4 separate regions of the Mus musculus genome follow, and regions 1, 3 and 4 are each linked to region 2. A link is a loop called in an ENCODE intact Hi-C map of the cell type or tissue named here. Cell type or tissue: gastrocnemius. All regions are shown on one strand.

Region 1 (5,000 bases), 87 kb before region 2:
CTTCCTTTGATAGAAGTGTAAACTCAATAAACCCTTTTGTCCCCAAGTTGCTATGGGTCATGGTGTTTCATCAGAGCAATAGCGGCCCTAAGTAGGATAGCCTGGCAGATCTCATTGTCCATACTGAGAACACAGAATGAAAACAAGAAGGAGCATAGAAGACAAAAGAGAAGAGCAATCATGGCTTTAGTGGCCAAATAAATGACAACTAGTCTCCTAACACAGACCTTAAACCAGCAGGTCTCAACCTTCCCAATGCTGAAAACTTTAATACACTTCATCATGTTGTGGTGACCCCCCCAACCATAAAATTATTTTCATTGCTATTTCATAACTGCAATTTTGCTACTGTTATGAATCATAAAGTAAATATTTTTGAAGATGGAAGGTTTGCCAAAGGTGTTGCAACCCACCAGTTGAGAACCACTGCCTTTCACCACAGATTCATGCCACCGCACGGTGATTTATGCCCTCGCCTTCTATGGATGAACTAAACAAGTCTGTTTTTTCAGCTGGGAAGGAAAAAACTACCCATAGGTTCCCACGAAAGTCAGCATCATGAACCAAAGACAGACAAGAAACCCTCTGACCATTTAGCCCACAGCAAGTGGATCTCAGCTCTGCCAATGGCTACCTGAATGGTCTGTGGCCTCCTGGTTGTAGCTCCTCCATGTGCTGCCGTGCTTGAACTCCCACAACCCAAATCCTGACAGCTTCAGCTGCATGTGACTATCTACCAGGCAGTTGGAAGGTTTCAGGTTGCCGTGAGACCTCAGTGGGCTCCCATGCAGGAACAGCAAGCCCTGCAGGAGTAATGACGAGCATATGAAACAGAACTGGAGGATGCAGCTCAAAGCAGTGCGCACACACACCATACGCCTCAAGCCGAGCTTGCGTATTTAGGGCCCAGAAGGAAGCAGGCTCAGAATTTAGAGACGATGCTTAATGTGGAAGATGTTTACAGGCTATAAAAAGGCAGAAAAACACAGCCAGCCGTGGGAGGGTAGATGGTTTTTTCCAGAGCACTGGGGCCTTTCCATGGGTGGGAGGGGCTAATGGAGCGTCTGGGACTGAGACAGAATGTTTATTTTAGGAAGGTAGGTGGGAGGAAGGAATAACTTTTTTTTAAGCTATCATATCTGAGACATGGTTAAAAAGGGGGGGATCTTGGCATTTGTAATTTCCCAAGGCAGACGTGGAGTTGTAAGAGGAAGGTCGAAGGGAAAGGCCCAAATTCCCTTCCTTGTTCAGAAATAACGCAGACTCTGCATTTCCGAGCTCTCGGGTTTGGGTTGTTGTTGTTGTTTTGGTTCGGGTGTTTGTTTGTTTTGTACTGCTGTAAAAGCTCTGGGTATCTTCATTTTTGGAACTGTGGGCAGAAAAGCAATCAAGCTGAACTGTCTAGGCGTAAAGTCAACACTGAGGTGTGAACCTGTGGCAGCCTGGGTGTTGTGGGCCCCTCTTACCTGCCTCGGAAACAGGTGTCAACCTGTGAATACCAAACAATAGTGTCTCCATCAAGGATAACTTTCAGGAGCAATAAAAGCCCCTTACTACACCTAACTCACGTGACCTTCCTGAATGACCCTAGAGAGGAGGGGATAGCCTCCTCTCACAATTGAGCAAAGAGAGGGAGATAAATCAGCGCGCCAGGCAGTCTGGTTGCAGTGATGGAGGTAGGCTGGGTGCTCTGAAGTCGGATTCCAACTCATGACCTTGTCCAGCTCCAGCGCCCTCTTCTGGGCAAGGAAGCCATGACAGGCAGACAGATGGTGCCGTCTGTGGAGCCCCACACTGTAGTATTGATTTGTGAACAAATAGCCGCTAGCATTCGCGTGCACATATGCTTCGCATGCATGACGGTGGCTGTGCGTGGTATTGGTTTGTGAACAAGTGAACAGCAGTAAACATTCACGGGCGCATGCCCTTCACAGCCTCACATTTAACCTTTTCTAAGCCTCGTTCCGCTTCTCAGTCATTGCAGTTTCAGTGTTCACCAGTAGGTGGCGCATAGCGCTGGGATAGAGCCCCCAGGCTTCACAGGCTTCAGAGCCCCTCGCTTCTCAAGAACTACTCAATTCCCCGGCCTGGGTGGTTAAAGGGAAGTGGGGAGAGGAAAGCGGACCACACTCTTCCAACACCCTTGCTCAAGAACAAACTAGATTCCACTAGGCTCAGAAACTGCTGGGAAGGAGAAGGGTGTCAGGCAGGCTGGCTGCGGAGGCACTGATGACACAGCAAAGAGGATCGGAGGGGACCATTCTTAAAGGTTTAGGATTCCTGAACCTTAATCCTCTTAGATAACAACAAGCTTGCTTCAGCGGGAACCCTAGGGCCAGCATTGCGTTGGAAGTGTGGACCGCTACAGATAGCAATGAGTAAATGGCCAGGAGAGAGCAGCTATCACTAACCCCACCCCTACATCGGGAGATGGGGTTCCTTTATCCCCGTGGCACCCTTGTTAAGATGATAAAACTGAACCCGATTCATACCAGCGGGCTATGGCCCAAGTGTGCAGTCTGCTGAGACCTGAACCCGATCCACAGCTCTCCCTGGCCTTGCAGACACGTCTGTGTGACAGGTCACAGAGACACGCAAGGTTTTGCTCCTGCCCTTGTCGGTCCCACCTCAGGCAGCAGACTTGTCTGGTGTTACACGGGGTCCCTTTCTTTATCTCACAGCAAACAAACAGCGTTTAAGAGCTGGGACTTTAGTGGAGCTCATTGCACATGTAAAATGAGCAAGCTTAGGGACCGCCGCGGTTCTGGGAATGCCGTTGTCTCCACCCGATTGCATGCATGGGTGTGTTTTTATTTTCCACCCTAATGAAGCAGTATGATGGTGCATACTGTCAGAGAACAAATAGAACTCTGAGTGTCTTCATGACTCACGAACCAGGCAGCATACACTTAGGCTGCTCTACCACCTGACTGTGGCCTGTACTACTTGCTCTACTGGAAAGTTCTGGAAGGTCCCCCGGGGCTCTTACACCTGGCTCTCTCCTGTTTGTGTTCTCTGGGGCTTAGCAGGAAGCATGAGAGAAAGCACAGGCTTTAAAGACAAACTAGCCACAACCCCCGGTCTGACACACTTACCAGTAGGGCCAGGAGCTGACTAGACCTCAGTTTAACTCCCTCTTGAAATCGGAGTAAATACTAGTAATAGTTAGAAAGATCAACATCGGATCAAAACCCAGTGCAAGTCACAGGTATGTTTTTAATTTTCCTTTCAGCAGCCATCTTAAGAAAAGCTAAACAAGTAAAAATAATTTTAGTAATATTGTGAATTTAATTTGGTGCATTTAAAAATCTTACTCCAGAATACAACCATTTTTTTTTTCACTAAGCCCTCAAAGCAAATGTGGATTTCTTTCATACTTGAGACATACCTCAAGTTGACCTGGCTCCATTTCCAGTGTTCATTATGAGCATGTGTGCCTTGTAGAACCATATTCAGATAGTACAGAGTTATTCCATAGAATTCTTGGGAGATATCAATGAGAGTGTAGTTTTTAATCGCCACACTAGAGTTATTAATGAGAGTGCTAATAATTATGTTTAGTAGTAAGAAATTAACATTGATTCCGTATCCGTTACAAGGTAGCCACAGTGCTAAGCGTTCTGTATACTTTAATTCTCAGAGCAACTTTGGGAGACGGGTTCTGATATGATCTTTATTTCTGAGTCTCAGGGTGGTGAAGGTCATGTGATCCGTATGTAACAGAGTTGGGGCTTAAATCTCTAAGTCAATTTCTGTAACAAACTGTTCCTTACTTAGATCTCGCCAAGGCTTGCTTTAGTTAGAAATGAAGGTTCGCCCCTCAGACCTCATCAAGGCTTGCTTTAGTCAGAAACGAAGGCTCATCCCATTGCTTTGGGATCCCAGAGGACAGGAAGATGAGCCCCACTCGTCTGTGTCCTCTATACTCTGACTCCAATCAAATCCAAAGTAAATATTCAACCCCTAACTCTGTCTGTAGGTTACTTGGAGAACTTGGAGAGTCTCTCTCTCTCTCTCTCTCTCTCTCTCTCTCTCTCTCTCTCTCTCTCTCATGCCTGATATAGAGAAAGTGCTGGTAAAACAGACATCAGAGAAAGGCTTATTTTTGTGATTGGCATGTGACAGTCTTAACTGCCCTTGTCTGTCTTTAAGAAGTGCCAGAGTAAAATAAACTTTTGACAGATGGGCGTTAAAAGTCTACAGCAATAATAACAATGGTTTTCCAGGGTTGCCCTTGGATACATAGTCATGGAGAAGATTGTGTTTGTCTACCTTGCTTGGCAACAAGATGCCAGCTTTTTACTGGAGCCTGGCAAGTCAGGCTCTCGCCAGGCCGAGTCAGTTTCTTGGGAGCGCAGGGCAGTAAAACCTTTGAGAAAGAAAGATTTTTAAACCAACATCCAGTCCACTCCCATGAACATGCAGAGAGTCATAGGCTAACAAGGCCACTCAGTCAGTCAGTGTCACAACCTCTAGAAAGACTCTGTGGCCCACCCGGCACCCAGCAGGGTTTGTTTATTGATGAGTGCAATGCCAGCTGCTGGTTGCACGGGCAGGCAGTTTCTACCATGGGTTAGTTGAGGTATCTTCCTCGCTAGCATCTACTTCCTGGAGCTTTTCTTAGCAAAAGTCCACACGGCAAACAAAGGACATCTGCTCGCTCATCCTGCTTGAGGAGATCAGCCTCGAGTTGCTAGATCATATTTATTAGATGTGGCACACTCCATGGCTCATCTTCCCAACTCAATACCTGCCTTCCCCATCCCTCCCCACCATCTGTATACCTACAGTGAGTCATCTTGGGCTTTTGTATCTAGCCACCCACACCCTGCATACTCCCTGCCTTCATGGCAGAGCTGGATCTCTCTCTCTACCCTCCTCTGAGTATTCCCTGCCATACCCTGATGGGCACCTACTTAGGAGATTGGCTCGTCCCTGTTATGAAACATAGCGGAAATCTCTAGTCCTTCATGCTACATAATGTGGTGTGGGACATGCCT
Region 2 (5,000 bases):
GCATCATCACTAGCTAACAGTGTGGTTATAAATGTGGTTTCATCAGCTGACTAAAGGTATTTTTCTAGGCCAGCAGTATACACTGACTAAATGTCTTAGGAACCTCTAGCTTAAAGTATTTCAAAGAAAACAAGTCAAGAGTATCAGCTGGCGTGGCGCCACGTGTCTTTGACCCCAGCACTTTGATTCAGAGGCAGAGGAAGGTGGGTCTCTGAGTTTGAGACCATCATGGATACACAGTGAGACAGTCTGAAAAAAAGTGAATTGCATTGTATTTCAACAAATATAAAGGAAATAATGATCGCTGGCGCCCACATGGTAGGAGATGCCCACAACACTCCCTGTGCTGTACATGCATGCACAATAGATAATAAATGTAAGAGAAAGGAAGACTATTTAATAAAAGCCACTGTTTTAAGCTGCACCGAAACGCAGTGCCCAACTGGAGAAAACAGGAATCAGTGCCATTGCAAATAGGCTACTTACACTTCTGACTCTCTTGTCTGCCTTTTGCTTCAACTGTTCTATCTGTTTGGAAGACACAGAGGGAGAAAGAGTTAGTACTCTGTGTCAGGACTGAGCAGCCTCCCCCCTTCCATCACAGTGTCTTGAAGGTATCCCGAGCCCCAGCTTCTGGCACTCATTAGTTGAGCCACAGTTTGGGATGGAGCCTTCTTAGACTCTGATCTCTGAAGTTTTCACCTCTGTGTACTCTTGGGGTGCTCACAAGGGATCAGAGCTAGGGATGCATAGTCGTCTCAGTGATTCTCTAATGGACAAACTAGAAAACTCATTCATTATTAATGAGTCTCGACTTTCCCCTTTAGTCAGAAGCTACTAATAGAATTGTATTAGACACAGCGGGGGAAATACGGGCTTGCACCCGGCCTGCAGGAACAACTGAGGGGCAGACATGAGTGCTGAGGTTGAGCAAGGTGTTCATGCACGACAGAGGTAGTTAAAGGTCAGCTTTTTTTTTTTTTTTTTTTTTTGGACTTCATGACAGTAGTTTATAGACTGTTCAGGAAAGAGCTTAATAAAGGAGATGCTAAGAATCCCTATGGATATTACACTCATTTTGACATATGGAAAACTCAAGCACTACATACAATATGAGTACAAACTCTCGGGAAGTTGTGGGCATTAACAAGGTAACCACAATGGAGAGAGAGGAAGGCCTTTGCAAGGGAACTACTCACTGTGAGGCTGTACTGGTCACAGCCCTCTCGTATTGGCCACTCAAGTCCATCTCCTTCAGGAACTCCCGACCATGTAAACACCTGTTTAAAGTTCTTCCACTTACTTCCCATATCATAAGGAAAAATGAAGACTTCATCCAGTTGGTAATACTGAATGCGATCTTTAGCCTGTGGAAAACAAAGGGGTAAAATGGCAGCTGCTTCTACCTGCAATGGCTTTTGCTAATACATTATTGAGACTACCAACTTTTGAAATCTGTATTACTCATAAAAATACTTTGTTATTGTTGGGCTAATAGGAGTGTTGTCAGAGAATATAATTTTATCACAGTATAGAGGGATTTAAATGAGAATACTAACCTTGTTTGTGATATCCCAGAGCACCTGACAGGGTATATCTTAGGAACAAGCATTCCAAAGGTTTATAAAAGAATTAGCTAACTGTATCCTGTGCAGAAACCCCTCAATGCTTATGGTTGCTTCACAGCACAGGAGAGTATAGGTAAGAAGTGATGCTGTTAATAGACTCAGGAGAAGGTATGGCTTATAAAGCCAATGGCCAGGAAGTTAATAGGGAGGCACAATTTTACAATGAACATTTTGCAAACTTTGTGAAGGAGTTTCATGTGTTTTGTTTCATCTCTCTTTCTCTCTCTCTCTCTCTCTTACACACACACACACACACACACACACACACACACACACACACACTGTATCTTCAATTATAGGTCATATTCCAATGGCACAGCTTATATTCTAGGCATTTAAATGGATAGTTCTCTCTGGACATAAACTAACTTTGAATTTCTTAAATTCTTACTGCCACCTAGTGGTACAAACATACATTATTTAATTTGAAAGCAAGTTCAACACTAGTGTCTGGTAATCTTAAATATTTTTGGAGAATTTTATTTCCTTATTTGAAGTTCTGTCTGTGATAAAGTAATAGTTTTAATAATTTCTAGATTAACATGGTTTTATACAGGGCCATGATCTTTAGCAAAACAAAACAAACAAAAACCCTCTAATGTCAGCATATTCATTATGCTTACCAGAAATGGTATTATGAAATATTTGTTTATTAAGGAACAGAATTTTATGCAAGAGTTTCTTGTAGTTATTTCTAAAGTAATATGTGTGTTACCTGTTTATTAAAACAACTGTTAAACTTCACAATGGTGCACCCCACTCGCTAGGCTGCGATGGGTGCACTCTGCACAGGCACAGCCGCAGGGCTGCTTCTTGCTACTGATGTGCTTCTCAGGTTGGCCATCACTGTACTCCTCCATATTTGGCTTGGGGTGATAGGCACCGGGAGACCCTCACTGCCTATAGTCTGGGGTGATTACTTCCTGGACATAAGCTCACTCTACTGGGCAAATTTCCTGCAGATCAACATGAAGATAAAAGTTCTTGAGATAATGCCTCTTAAATGAATTCATGACTTTATGAATTTACTAATTTAAGTAGTTTTAGGAAGATAGCATGATTGGTAAGTTAGGGTAGTTGACAGAAAGTTTAAAGTTAGAATCAAGAATAGAGTGTGATTGCAAGATCCGAATGAGGTAGAGAAAGGAGTGCAGTGAGCTTTCGTGCGTTACAACCATGTGGATTGTAGTAGAAAGAAAAATAGGCTTGGGACAAGTTAATGACTAAAGAAAACATTTTCTTCTAGGTTGGTCCTGAGTTCCATGATCATGTTGTGTTACCACTAGGGATGTGGTAACAGGTTTCCTATGTGCACCATGAAAAGGAAGGTTATGAGTAAAGAGTAAAATTCTATTGTAAGAACAGATTAATCAGATTAATCAGATCAAGACTTCAAAAGTAAGGTGTAAGACAAATGACCTGCTCCTTAGTAAATACAGAGCACCTGTCGTCAGCCAAGCCTCGGGAAAAGCTTGCTACTATAGACTTGCCTTGTCTAAACAATGTTAATTAATGACAAAAGAATTACTGCTGTGGGTTATAAGGAACTTGTGGAGAAAAACATAGACACTTGTGGCTATGAGGTAATTTCCTTCTTACGTAGAAAACTTTGTCCTTGGGGATGTAAATGGACTAAAGGGAAAGCTAAAGCTGCTGGGGGCGCTTTGCTCCATCTACTCAATGTGTGAATGTGTATGTTTGTCTGTCTGTCTGTCTATGTATGAAGTTGCTAGAGTCTGCTTTTGCTTCATCCACTGCGTGGGTGTCTATGATTTTCCCCTTTTCTCTAATCACTGGCTACCCCTCCCCCATCTGGATTGCCAGCTGCGACCTGCACTGATTCTTATCAGTCTCTTCATCATTCTGTCTTCCTCGGATTAACCCTATGGTGTCAAGGGTTCAACAATACAAACTTACTGAATTTTATACATCCACCTTCACCTGAATAATAGAGAGTAATTCCCCCTCCCTGCCCTCCTTTTTTTATAAATGAAGATTCAGGTGCTAGAAGTACTGCTCAGCACTAAAGCATGTGCTTGGCTAAATGATCAGACTCTTCAAGATGGATTGAATATCAAAAACCAAAACATAAGCTACTTTATATGAAAAAAAAGGTAAAGATGGCAGTAGTTTACAAAAATCATGAAGACATGTGTTTGCCTAGAGCAGCACTCAGTAGATATTATCAATACCACACACTAAAATCGAACATAGACACACGGCATTCTTATGGGAAAAGGCAGCAAATAGTACTTAGCCAAGCTCAGACAGTAAATACGGTTCCTTGGAAGAGATAATACCTGAACTGCACCTTGAGGGGCAAAAATAAATAAATAAATAAATAAATAAATAAATAAAATCAGGAAAGAAATTAAGGTAGAGGAAAAACATGGGAAAGATGTAGAAGTATAAATGTGTAAGCTCTGAGAGTGAGATGGGGCAGTGGGGAGAGAGGCTGGTGAAGGAAACAGGGACATTGTGAATAGGGGACATTGTAAACGGGCACTGTAAATGGGGACACAGTAAACAGCAGCCTCATAATGCATGAGCTATGGAAGCTGAACTGTACCCAGGGTTCAGCAAGGACACACTTTTCATAATGGTCCTGATATTTGCAATGTGGGTAAACTACCAGGAGCCAAGAAGTCAGTGACACAATACTGTGTAAGTTGTCACACTGTGTGCAGATGCAATCAACTTCTGTGTTTACAGACTCCACCAATAGATCTATGACCAAGATACCTATGACCCCAGAACAGTGGAGGCTGAGGCAGGGCTAGGCTGGAGGGAAACCACAGCTCAAAAATACAATAAACAAACGCTGCATGTCCACAGAACATGTACATATTTTTTCTTATCTTTATTCCCTAAACAATAAGTATTAACTATTTAGATCATGCATGAGGCAGGGTTCTCTAGAGGACCAGAGCTTGACTATGTGGTGACTATGGTTTCAAAGGTAAAGTTGGAATAGCACCGTGACAGGTAAACAACTGAAGGTGTCTGCGTCCAGATGAAGGCTTTCAAGTGAAATTGAGAATTTTGGAAAACTTATCTTATGATTCTGACAGCTTACCCATATTCAAAGAGACTCCCATTTTAATATAAAAGTTATATATGTTGCTTATAAGTAATTAAATATAAATGCTATGAATTTAAATATAAAAGAGTACAAAAAGGTAACTGACAGAGATGTTCCCTGTTGGCCTGGGGTAAGGCTCAGAGACAGACCTGCTAAGCAAACCTGAGATTCTGCGTTTCAGCTACAGCTCTGGGATGTGTGGGAGGCAATCACTTGTCAAGTTTTAATGTAAGATAAATACCTATTATAGTCTAAAATGTCCAGACTTTCCCACTTACTTATGTGTATGA
Region 3 (5,000 bases), 210 kb before region 2:
TGTTGCAGATCTGAAGAAGGTAGGTTTGAACCCACAGTCAACCTAGCAAACATAAAGCAGAAATTGTGTCTAAATGGCAAACACTGTTTTGATCCTCCTGGTCTATTTCAAATAGAAGAGAAAATGACGCTGTTCTCATTGTCAGCAGTGTAACTACGCGTGCCGTGAGTGTTTTTCATGTAAGGTATCTTGTTTCACCATCACCACTTGGATAAAACTTTGGTACAGAAGAAAAAGTTGATTTTCTAAAATGTGCTCGATGCAGCATTCACAGGTTTAATCAACAGAGTTATGATGCTCACCACAATATGAATGGATAGAAAAATCGGGCATCCATATTACCCAGTGAATTATTATTTAGCCACAAAAAGGAATAAAAACCAAAGAAGCTAAGAGCTAGTTATGTTAACAATAACCCAACACACAAAAGCCAACTACTGCCTTTCTTACAAGAACAAGCTGAAAATGTGAACCTCATAGAAGCAGAGATAGAAGAGTAACCCCCGGGGCCAGAGGGACTTCTGACAGTGGGATGAAGAAGTCACACTCCAAACCCCTGTGCTCAGTCAACCTTATGCCCTTCCAAAGCACACACTACTCCCATACTCCCACGGGAAAACCACGCAGGCTTGACACAGTGAGCAGGTGTTCTTACAACAGTTTAGAAGAAAAACAAAGTATGTTTAATGACATTCTGTTACCAGGAGCATTTAAAGCCTAGAATTTGAATCACAGCCACATCACCTGACCAGAGTCAAGTCCTGTCCTTCAGATTATTCTTTAACTTTCTGTTCATTGTTTTTCAGATCCCACGGATACAATGTTCTTAAAAACAACCAATTAATATCAATTTTTGTTGAGGTATTTTAAACACTCCATGTAATGCTGAATTAGTACCACCACAAGAAAATGCATGCTTTTCAATTAGTTTAATAAACAAGTTTCCTGTTTTTTATGTTTTAGAGTTAATTTCCATTATAAAACTCAGGCTTACTAAATATAAGTTGTGTGGTAGATACTAAAAGGAAAAAAAAAATGTTTAAGCACACTACACAAAACAATGGTTACTATTTTGCCTCCATACAAGAAGTTTTATTTTTTAAATACAATTACTGCTCTGAAATTTTCCACCCATTTTTTTTTCTTCCCAGTTAATACTACCAAAAATTTTAAATCTTAGATTGTAAAAACACCATTTCTAAGAGTCGGAAGCAGTTTCTTTGATGATTAATCTCTACTTGATATCACTGCAAACATTTTAAGTGGGCTGTGATGAAGGCTTCTCGTCAACTTACCCAGTCCTCACTGGTGTGTTTACATCGGCCAAGGCTGTATTCCGATGAACTGGGCAGATAAGAAACGTCTATTGTGCCAACTGTCACTGAAGACTCCTCCATGGCAGAACGTGCAAGTCCCAAACCATGTGCTGTAAGAAATAAGCACTACTCAAGGAAGTATCCAGAGAGTAACCCCGGGCCTCAAACTGCTCATCTCCTCACAGTTCTGCTTAGTAACAAGATATTACATGAACTGACAGATTGCTAGTGTAGTGAGTAGCAGCAAAAAGCTATAGCTTGGTGGTAGAGTGCTCATCTGGCCCGATCTGTTTACATGTCTGCTAAACTGCCCTGACCTCAAAGGTCAACATTCACAGACCAGTATTTTCCGAACATACAAGGATACAGCAGCTGTAGCCTTCAGATTCCTGGGCAAAACTGTCATGAGAAGTCACTTGTAAAAAAAAGGAAGACAACTTCAAAATAAGGCACTTGTAATAATACTGGCTTGCAACGAATAATTATTTCACTTTTGTTAATAACTGAGTATCCCTGGGAGGATAGAGACAAAAACTTTTTTATTATTTATTTATGGATGTGTGTGCATGTATAGGCATATACATATGAGTGCTGGAGGAGGCCAATACTGCACATCAGATCCCTGGAGCTAGGTCGTGAGCTACCTGATGCAAGTGCTGGGACCAAACTCTGATCCTCTGAAAGATCAGCGGGACTGTTAACCACTGCGCCACATCTCCAGCCCCAGCGTAAGCTTACTTGGTAAGACATTTTATATGTATGAATGCAGCTTTTTTTAATTTTTAAAAACCTTATATCATCTTTATTTAATTATTTTAGCTGCTGGCTTCCCCCTGCCCCCCAGCATTAGATTCTTCTCTTAAAATCAAAATCCACCTTCAGTGAGAGAACACTGTTCTCTAAGAGGAACACCTGGACTCTTTACAATCCCCACGTGGATTTGCTCCGATAACTGTTTAGCCTCAAAACAACATCTGCCCTTAGCCGTTCAGCATAAGCAATCAGCTGACACCAGAGATCAGTAAAGCACCCCATCTGGTGGGAAAAGTTCTTTATTATAAAGATTCGACGCCCCCTCCCCCTACCAACTTCCGGTTCTGAATGGCCACACAACGGAGGGGGGCCGGGAGTGGGGGAGCACACTGCAGCCTGAGAAAAGAAATGAGGCGATCGGAGGAGGAAAGGGAGGCTTGTGCCAACAGACGTCCAAGCCTTGCTCCTCCAGCCCCACAGGGTTTACTTGAGGTCAAGCCAGATTTTTTTACAGGAGAGGGGAGGAGAATAAAAGAAAAGAATCCCAGAGGCTCTAAACAGCAGTGCTGAGCAGGGAAGAAAACAAAATCTGACAGTGGGCCACAGGCAGGGGCAAGGGGGCCCCTCTGGAGTTCAAGGCCCCGTCTGCACACCACGCATGTGAATTTGGACAAGTTGGTTAACTACTACGCCTTGCTTCTCCCATCTGGAAAATGGGCAGCATGCCACCCGACAGCTGTGTCCGGCTGCAGGGAGGGCAGGGGTCTCCATAGCACGCCCGGGACACTGTGGGGTACGCGGGGCTGCTGTCAGCGGGCGGTCCCTGGAGCCAGCTGCTCGCGGAGTCCCCCGCTGCCTCGGTTTCCCTCCCGGCCCCCCGGGACGGAGCGTGCTGGGATGTCAGCCCTGCTGGTGCTGTCACTGCAGCCCGGTCCCTGGAGCGATACCGTGCCCACCCATCCGGGAGCCCGGCCCACTCCAGGGGGAACCCGGGTGTCCGCCCCGGACTCTTGCAAAGCCTCGGGCGGGCCCAGGGAGAGCGGCGCCCACCCACGCACCTGACCCCGCGCTCCGGCCCAGCGGCGTCTGCAGCCGCAGCCCGCACCGCGCACAGCGCACCGCGCTCCTCTCCACCCGCCCGGCAGCTCGCGCCTGGGCGCACGCAGCTGCCAGCGCTTCGGCTCTGCGCCTGCTGCAGCGGCGCGCCGCGATGACGCGGGCGGCGCGCGGCAGTGACGTCGGGGCTGCCGGCCGCCAGGCTTAGCGTAAGGCGCTTGGAGGAAGGGGACGGTGGGGACGGAGAGCATGGGGAGTGAGCCTGATGTCTACACTGCCCAAGCTGCATGCTTCGTGCATCGGCCGGTGGGTCTGTCTGTCTGTCTGCCATCTCCCTTGCGTGACCTCAGCTAGCCTAGGCTAGCACCAGGCCCTGTCCTGTGGCGGAATGCATTCGGGCTGCGTGGGTTTAGGTACTTGTGCGTGATCTTGCCTTTTTGTATGTGAGACCAAGCTCAATTTGTGAAGAATGAAGAGGCAAGGACTGCAGAGTGCAACGTTGTGAAATGTCTGAGTGACCGAGCCCGCAACGGCGAAAAAAATGTAGAATAGACAAAGGAAGGCTTGAAAGATAACTAAAAACATGCCCATAGCTCCCTAGAACCCAAATGCCTGGGCCCAGCACATCAGACATAAACAGAGAGGCCGCTCCTCTCCCTCTGTCCCCAGCAGTTGTCCCTGCTGTGGCCCGGAGATGCTGTCCCTCTCCTGTTGTGCTTCTGCCTCTCATCCCAGCACTCTGTAGTCCCAGAACTGCTTCTCCAAGCCTTCCCTTCCACCCCATTCCTCCATTATCACAGCCTCCTGCGACATCTCAAAGATTAACCAGAGCACCATGTCTCAGGTCCTCATCCATCGGTGTCAGACTGCAAACCCATGGCAGCGACAGTGCCTTACATCAGGGTCCTAATTAATATGTTATAATAAGCACCCAGTAAATACTGGGAGCTGAGGCACAACAAGAAAAACTAGATTTCCTTAGCTTGAACTTTCCACTTCTCTTTATAAACCCATCCTACAAAGCAAATATTCTCTTCTGGGAAACAACCCCAGAGAGTAGAAGTGGCCATTCATCAAGGACCCTGCCTTGATTTAGCCTCACATGTACCTTAGCAAAAAAAAAAAACAAACATACTTCACTAAGGCTCTCAAGGAGTGTATATTGGCTACAAAGAGTAATTTCTTATCCCAAAACATTGTGAAATTTTGTGCACAGGATACAGGGGCCCTAACAACAAAACAGGCATGGAAGGAAAGCATGAAGAAAAACTTTAGATTGATAAAGAAGATAAGAGAAATGAATTAGACTGACAAAGAAATTCTAAAATGTAAGCCATATGGAAAGTGTGTCTTACATAAAACTCAGTCATAGTGACTCTTCTTGCACAAGAGTGGCTGTGCATGTGAATGTGGGTTTGCCGTGCTAAGTTCTGGTTACATAATGAAAATTGTTTTGGAAACAGGTGGCACCCTAAGCAATTTATTTTATCAGCAGAGTGATTTATAGTAACCAGTCTAGCCAGTCAAGATGGAGCAACAGGGGAGAATTTGCTGTCTTATTTAATACAAGAAAAACCAAACAGGCAGTATAAAACAGTGACATTCAAGAATCAGACATTCTGTACCTTAGGTCGACAGTCCAAGGGGAGGCACACAATGAGCTGAACCCTGTACTTGCTTTGGCTTATCACCTAGAGAGAGTTATCAGGCTTCAGTACAGAAAGAAGGAATTCAGCCAGGTTTAGGTAGACTGAAATGAGGAGATAGAATTGAGAGACTATGGGTGTCAAAGCAGGAGCAACATCAGAGTACCAGAGAGGAGAAAGCTATGTGGCAAAAGAAGCCATGGAGACCTGCAGACACAGGTTCAGGGAA
Region 4 (5,000 bases), 220 kb before region 2:
ACACAGCGGAACATCTCCCCACTGTGAAGTCTCAACTGCATGCAGCAACACGGCCAACCCTCGCAAATGCTGTGCTCACAGGCATTCAGATTCCAAAGAACTGCACAGGTCATTACTCTATAAAGTTCAACCTTCTTATAAGAGGTCAGACAGGTGACTGTCCCAAAGGGGGCTAACAGGAGGGGAGCCAGTAAGATTTCTGGGTCCTGATGATATCAATCCTTAATCTGGGTGCTAGTCAGTCACATGATGAACCCATTTGGACCTCATCTAAGTGCTTATAACTAGTGCATCCTTTGCTAAAAATTGACTGAAAAAAATTCCTCCCAGTTCTCGGATTGGTTTGCCATTGCCAGTCTTCAGGCTTCCCTAAAATTCACAGGTAATCAACCCTGAGACCGCAAGGAGACCACCTCGTGAGACTCTCACAGCTGACAGACGAGATGAAGGCAACTCAGCATGCCCACCCAGGCAGGTTTCAGATGATTAGCACAACGGTGTCATTAAACACATAAAAGCTGGAGAGGCCCAGACGGCCTGATGCAGGCCACCTCCTTACCAACTGTTCGCCATTGTAGTGACCTTCGATTATGCGATCATACGAGATGCCCACGGGTATGACGAGGATGTCGGGGATGGTGTTGGACGACAGAGTATCCACTACCACTGAGAGGAGCCCTGCCCGGGCACAGGAGGTCTTGCCACTGCGGGAGCGGGTGCCTTCCAGGAAGATCTCCAGGAACTGCTGCTGTCGGAGGAGTTCAACTACATGCTGAGATACAAGAAAATCAGACATGAACATAAGACTGAGCAACTCAGGTGAGTGCAGGACAGGTAAATCCTAAGACAAAGAACAGAAAAACACTGTAACTTCACCACTGACCTAACACTTCCCCACATCCATTACAGCCAAGGATCCCAGCACGGCTGTGCTTGGGTGATCACACACACAATCACCCGCAGCCACGCAGTAATCTCCCAAACCCATCATGTCTCCGTCACTCTCCAATGACAGCTAATGCTGTGGGGTTGAGGACAATTAAAGGCCATACGCACCCCATGGAGCAACGCTCTGTACAGAATGTCTTTGCGTCCATCTGGGGTTTCATCGAGCCTCCGTCTTATGAAAAAGCCCCCAAGCTTGTGAATCAAGGTACTGCAAATTCAAGAATGCACAAATTATTTGTAAGGAAAAATATAAAAAGAGGACTCAAATGTCAAGATAGTCCGAAGCATTGCCATCCGGACAGAAGCACACACAGTGTCATTTGAATGTTGACAATGGGAACACAGGGGTTCCTTTTCCGTGTTGCTGACGTGTTTCACTCGCTCCTCAGCCTGCGAGCAACACTGCATCGTAACTTCTGAGCCAAAAAGGAACCTGACAACGTGATCCACAGAGATAAGGATAGGGATTTGAAGGAGACGGAGTTATTGCCTTCTCTGAGTGTCCACTGGGGAGTTCTCTAGGCTCTAAGGGGCAGGTCCATCCCATCACACAGATGCATGGCCCTGGCTAAACCAAATGGGTCACAGGCTGGGCAGGAGTTAGAAAACTAGCCGCTCGGCTGAGGACCCTGGATCGATTCCCAGTACCCACATGGTGGTTCACAACCATCTGCAACTCCAGTACCAAGGGATTGACACCACCTTCTGAACTACTTGGGCACTGGGTACACAAGCGGTACATAAACATATATGCAGGCAAAACATTCATGCACATGAAACAAAGAAGTCCTTGATTTTTTTTAAAAAAAGATAGATAAATGAGTCACAAAACAAAATTAAATGTCAGAACCTAAGAACGGGACTGACTGGTAGGGATGGAGTGGGGGTTAACAGAGATGAGAGGAAGATAAGAGAGTATGAGGAGGAGAATATCAGAATACACTAAATACATATACAAAATTGTCAAAAAGCAAAGGTAACCAGTGGCTGAGCATGGTGGTGCATGCCTCTAATCTCAGCACTCAAGAGGCAGAGACAGTAGGATTTCCAAGTTCAAACTGGTCTACATTGCTGGTTCCAGGACAGCCAGAGCCAGAGTAAAACCTGGTCTCAAAAATGAAAAAAAGAAAAGGGTATTTTTAAAAACAAAACCCCACCCATGATTCCCAGTCAGAGTTTGAGGCACACAAAAATTATCCCATGGCAAATTTGTAAAATGAACAAATATTTCCTGGGAAAATATTCTCAAGTAACTGATGCTTAAAAGAGGGTCCCTATGGGGCAGGGATAATTTTACCAAGCTGGAATCAAGTATCACCATCTTTACAGACAGGAGCGGGAGCTGGAGAGACAGCTCAGCAGTGACCACGATGATTGGCTACTCTTCCAAAGGACCTGAGTTCAACTCCCAGCACCTACATGGCAGCTCAGAAGCCTCTGTAATGCTAGTCCCAGGGGATCAGACCTCCTTTTCTGGCCTCAGTATTTATCACTTGTCCATACAGGAATAAAACAGCTCTGCTCCCAGCTCCAGGTCCCTCTCTGCAGCGCTGATAAGCTTAGACAGGAAGCTGAAAGTCTGCTGTCAGCTGTCCTAAATTTACAACCTCTTCCTAGTCTTTTCAAAAAGAGAAGTTGTTTTCAAATACTAGTATTTGCATTGGTGTAAGTAACAATACTATATTAAATGTTAACATTCTGGTCTCCTTTGAGTCTGTTTATGGAAACCAAGGTAAGATGTTGGTGAACTATAGAATCATTCTGAAATTCTTCAGAATAAATTCAGTGAGTGAGCAATGCAACCTGAGGTGTGTTTGTCACTGTGGAGACTTAAATGAGATAAAAGAAAACGCCAGTGTCTGCTCTGTCGGAAAGATAAGCAATGGCTTGAGCTCCTGAGGAGAAACACAGAATTGTGAGAAGTGAGAAATGACTGGCACTTACAAAAGGCTTCACTCAAAACCAGATCTGGAGAGAGTGAGTCTGTGAGCAACTCTGACCACAGGAGAGCCCCAGCAGGCAAGTCACCTTAGTGCCATTAACCAAGATCTATCTACATACAACAGGCCTGGAGCTTGACAAACAGGCTAGGCTGGCTTCCAGAGAGTCCATGGTGCCACCCACCCGCCTCTGCCTCCCCAGCATGGGGACCACAAGCAGACACCACAACACCCAGACTTTTCCTGCACAACTCTAGGGAGAGGCCTAAGGGCCTCACAAGCAGATTACCACTGTACCATCTCCCCAGCCAACCTGTCTGGTGAATTTCTAATCTAGTTTCTTGGTTCCCTGGTGCTGGGAAAAAAATGCTGTGGGGTATGACGAGGGTATCTAGCCCCTGTGAAGACACATCAGTCCCGTAGGTTCCTGTCAGTGTCACTATGCTGACTGTCTATGGTCCCCATTACACGATAAGCCATTTGACAGTCAGGGCTAAGAGTAGATAAGGACCACTGACCACAACGGTGGCTTCTCTTCTGCTGGAGGATCACATAGGCTGGCTGCAGACTTGGGATCTAGAGAACTCAGAGCGGACCAGGAAGAGCGTCCCGCATGGTGAGGCTGGGGCCTAGACTGAATGCCACTGTGGGAGGCCCTGCTTGTCCAGCGACCGGCCCCTCCCTGCAGTTTCTCTCTACATTCACTGCATTAGAACTCCTGGCAGGTCGAGCTGACCTCAGTGCTGTGTGCTGCTTGGAAGTTAAGAGTTCAGTTTCTCACACAAGCTCAGCCCAGTCCTCACTGCTGAGCTTCTCCTCAGTGACTAGAGGTGGCAGATCTGGTCTCCCTATACCCTCTGCTGAACCCCAAATGGGGGCAAGCACTGACTCTTAGGAACTCAGGTTACTAATTCCTTCTCAGTTTGTCTCTGCTCTCCTCTCCAAGAACACGGCTATACTGACATAAGCCCTCATCATTCGCCTGAACTCTCACCACAGATCAGAATTAATTTCTCCAAGTCCAGAATGAGCAGTCGACACACGGGTCTGCGCATGCGTTCAGTCAGGAGCTTCCCATCCTGAGCGAGAACGGCTCTGGATCCAGCCCTAGCTGTGCGGCTGCCCCCCTGCGTCTGGCCTTTCCGTGGGCTTCCCAGGACTCGCTCCAGCGCACCTACCTGCCTTCACTGTCCTACAACCATGCCCTGAGCCTCTGCCTTGAGGCTCTACACCGTTCCCCTTGAGTGTAAACCACAGCAGCCTCGGGAAATGCCCTGTCAAAGTGTTGGGCTGGGTTCTCTGCGTCGTGAGGTCAAAGTGGCAGCAGGGTCACCCTTGCTGACGTTAGATACCATGGTGCCATGCCACCCCCCAGCTTCCTTGGACAGGCCTGGCCCATTGCCCTTTAATGGCCCTTTGCTGCCTGACACTGTCCTTCAGGTTGACCTACAACACACTCCAGAAAGTAGCCCATATCAAATACAGAGACAGCGAGATGGGCAAGGCTTGCGTTGTGTGCTATGCAAATGTTACACAATGAAATGTTACTTCTACAATAAAAAGGCTAGTGTCATTTTTATAACAAGTATCAAAATATAACAACAAATCCCATGTTCAAAACAATTAGTTTTGTTATGGTTTGGGTTGGGGTTTTTTGTTTCTGGTTTTGATTTTTGAGACGGAGACGCATTATCTACCCCTGGCAGGCTGGAAACTTGCAGTCTGAAGCAAGATGGCCTAGGATTCACATAGACCCAGCTGCCTCAGCCGCCCAAACACTGAGATTAAAGGTGTGTCCAACATATCTGACTGAACTAGCTGTTTACCACATTCACCTCAGCGAGGCTTAGCTCACCTGAAGACGGGGATGTTGAGATTATTGCCCGAGGCGATGTACGGCGCCTTGATGTTGTGGCAAAAGAGGATGAAGGTGAGCAACAGGTAGTCAATGTGGGATCTGTGCACCGGCAGAAACAAGAGCGGCAGGTTCGTCTAGGGAGAAGGAAGTGGCAGTGTTAAGGCTCAGGAGTTAAGGTGCAGTCCTACTTTGTTTGGTTACTGTCATCCTTCACTGGCCAATCACTGACTCGCTCTCTCCCAACAGGCTCCAGT

What was found. Peaks named below come from ENCODE experiments on the same cell type or tissue, not always from the same donor. Only the 100,000 strongest peaks of a DNase experiment are listed, where the experiment ranks them.
Region 1: it touches region 2 in a loop (11-fold over the local background); 27 of 42 quality-filtered maps call a loop at or near these places.
Region 3: a loop joins it to region 2, with 2.7 times the contacts of the local background. A loop is called at or near these places in 15 of 42 quality-filtered maps.
Region 4: it touches region 2 in a loop (2.6-fold over the local background); 17 of 42 quality-filtered maps call a loop at or near these places.

Annotation. Positions count from the first base shown.
Region 1 is chr19:55,216,629-55,221,628 of GRCm38, forward strand. It overlaps Gucy2g (guanylate cyclase 2g), which reads right to left. Exons shown (of 21, transcript NM_001081076.3): 13 at 635-803. Among named protein-coding and RNA genes, the nearest start is that of Gucy2g, 22 kb to the right of the region's middle. In gastrocnemius, a CTCF peak has its summit at 1,954 (motif pointing right); DNase peaks (open chromatin) are centred at 1,777, 1,971 and 2,542; H3K4me3 peaks cover 1,006 bases; H3K27ac peaks cover 1,218 bases.
Region 2 is chr19:55,303,211-55,308,210 of GRCm38, forward strand. It overlaps Zdhhc6 (zinc finger, DHHC domain containing 6), which reads right to left. Exons shown (of 11, transcript NM_025883.4): 7 at 1,200-1,367; 8 at 487-528. Among named protein-coding and RNA genes, the nearest start is that of Zdhhc6, 10 kb to the right of the region's middle. In gastrocnemius, a CTCF peak has its summit at 2,051 (motif pointing left); no DNase peak of the experiment used is centred here.
Region 3 is chr19:55,096,202-55,101,201 of GRCm38, forward strand. It overlaps Gpam (glycerol-3-phosphate acyltransferase, mitochondrial), which reads right to left and starts at 3,276. Exons shown (of 21, transcript NM_008149.4): 1 at 3,128-3,276; 2 at 1,296-1,426; 3 at 1-42. The coding sequence starts at 1,397. It overlaps Gm31356 (a long non-coding RNA gene), which reads left to right and starts at 3,342. Exons shown (of 3, transcript XR_001782666.2): 1 at 3,342-3,431. In gastrocnemius, no CTCF peak of the experiment used is centred here; DNase peaks (open chromatin) are centred at 2,502, 2,894 and 3,281; H3K4me3 peaks cover 4,706 bases; H3K27ac peaks cover 5,000 bases.
Region 4 is chr19:55,082,642-55,087,641 of GRCm38, forward strand. Gpam (glycerol-3-phosphate acyltransferase, mitochondrial) reads right to left here. Exons shown (of 21, transcript NM_008149.4): 8 at 4,744-4,880; 9 at 1,057-1,156; 10 at 560-772. Among named protein-coding and RNA genes, the nearest start is that of Gpam, 14 kb to the right of the region's middle. In gastrocnemius, no CTCF peak of the experiment used is centred here; no DNase peak of the experiment used is centred here; H3K27ac peaks cover 925 bases.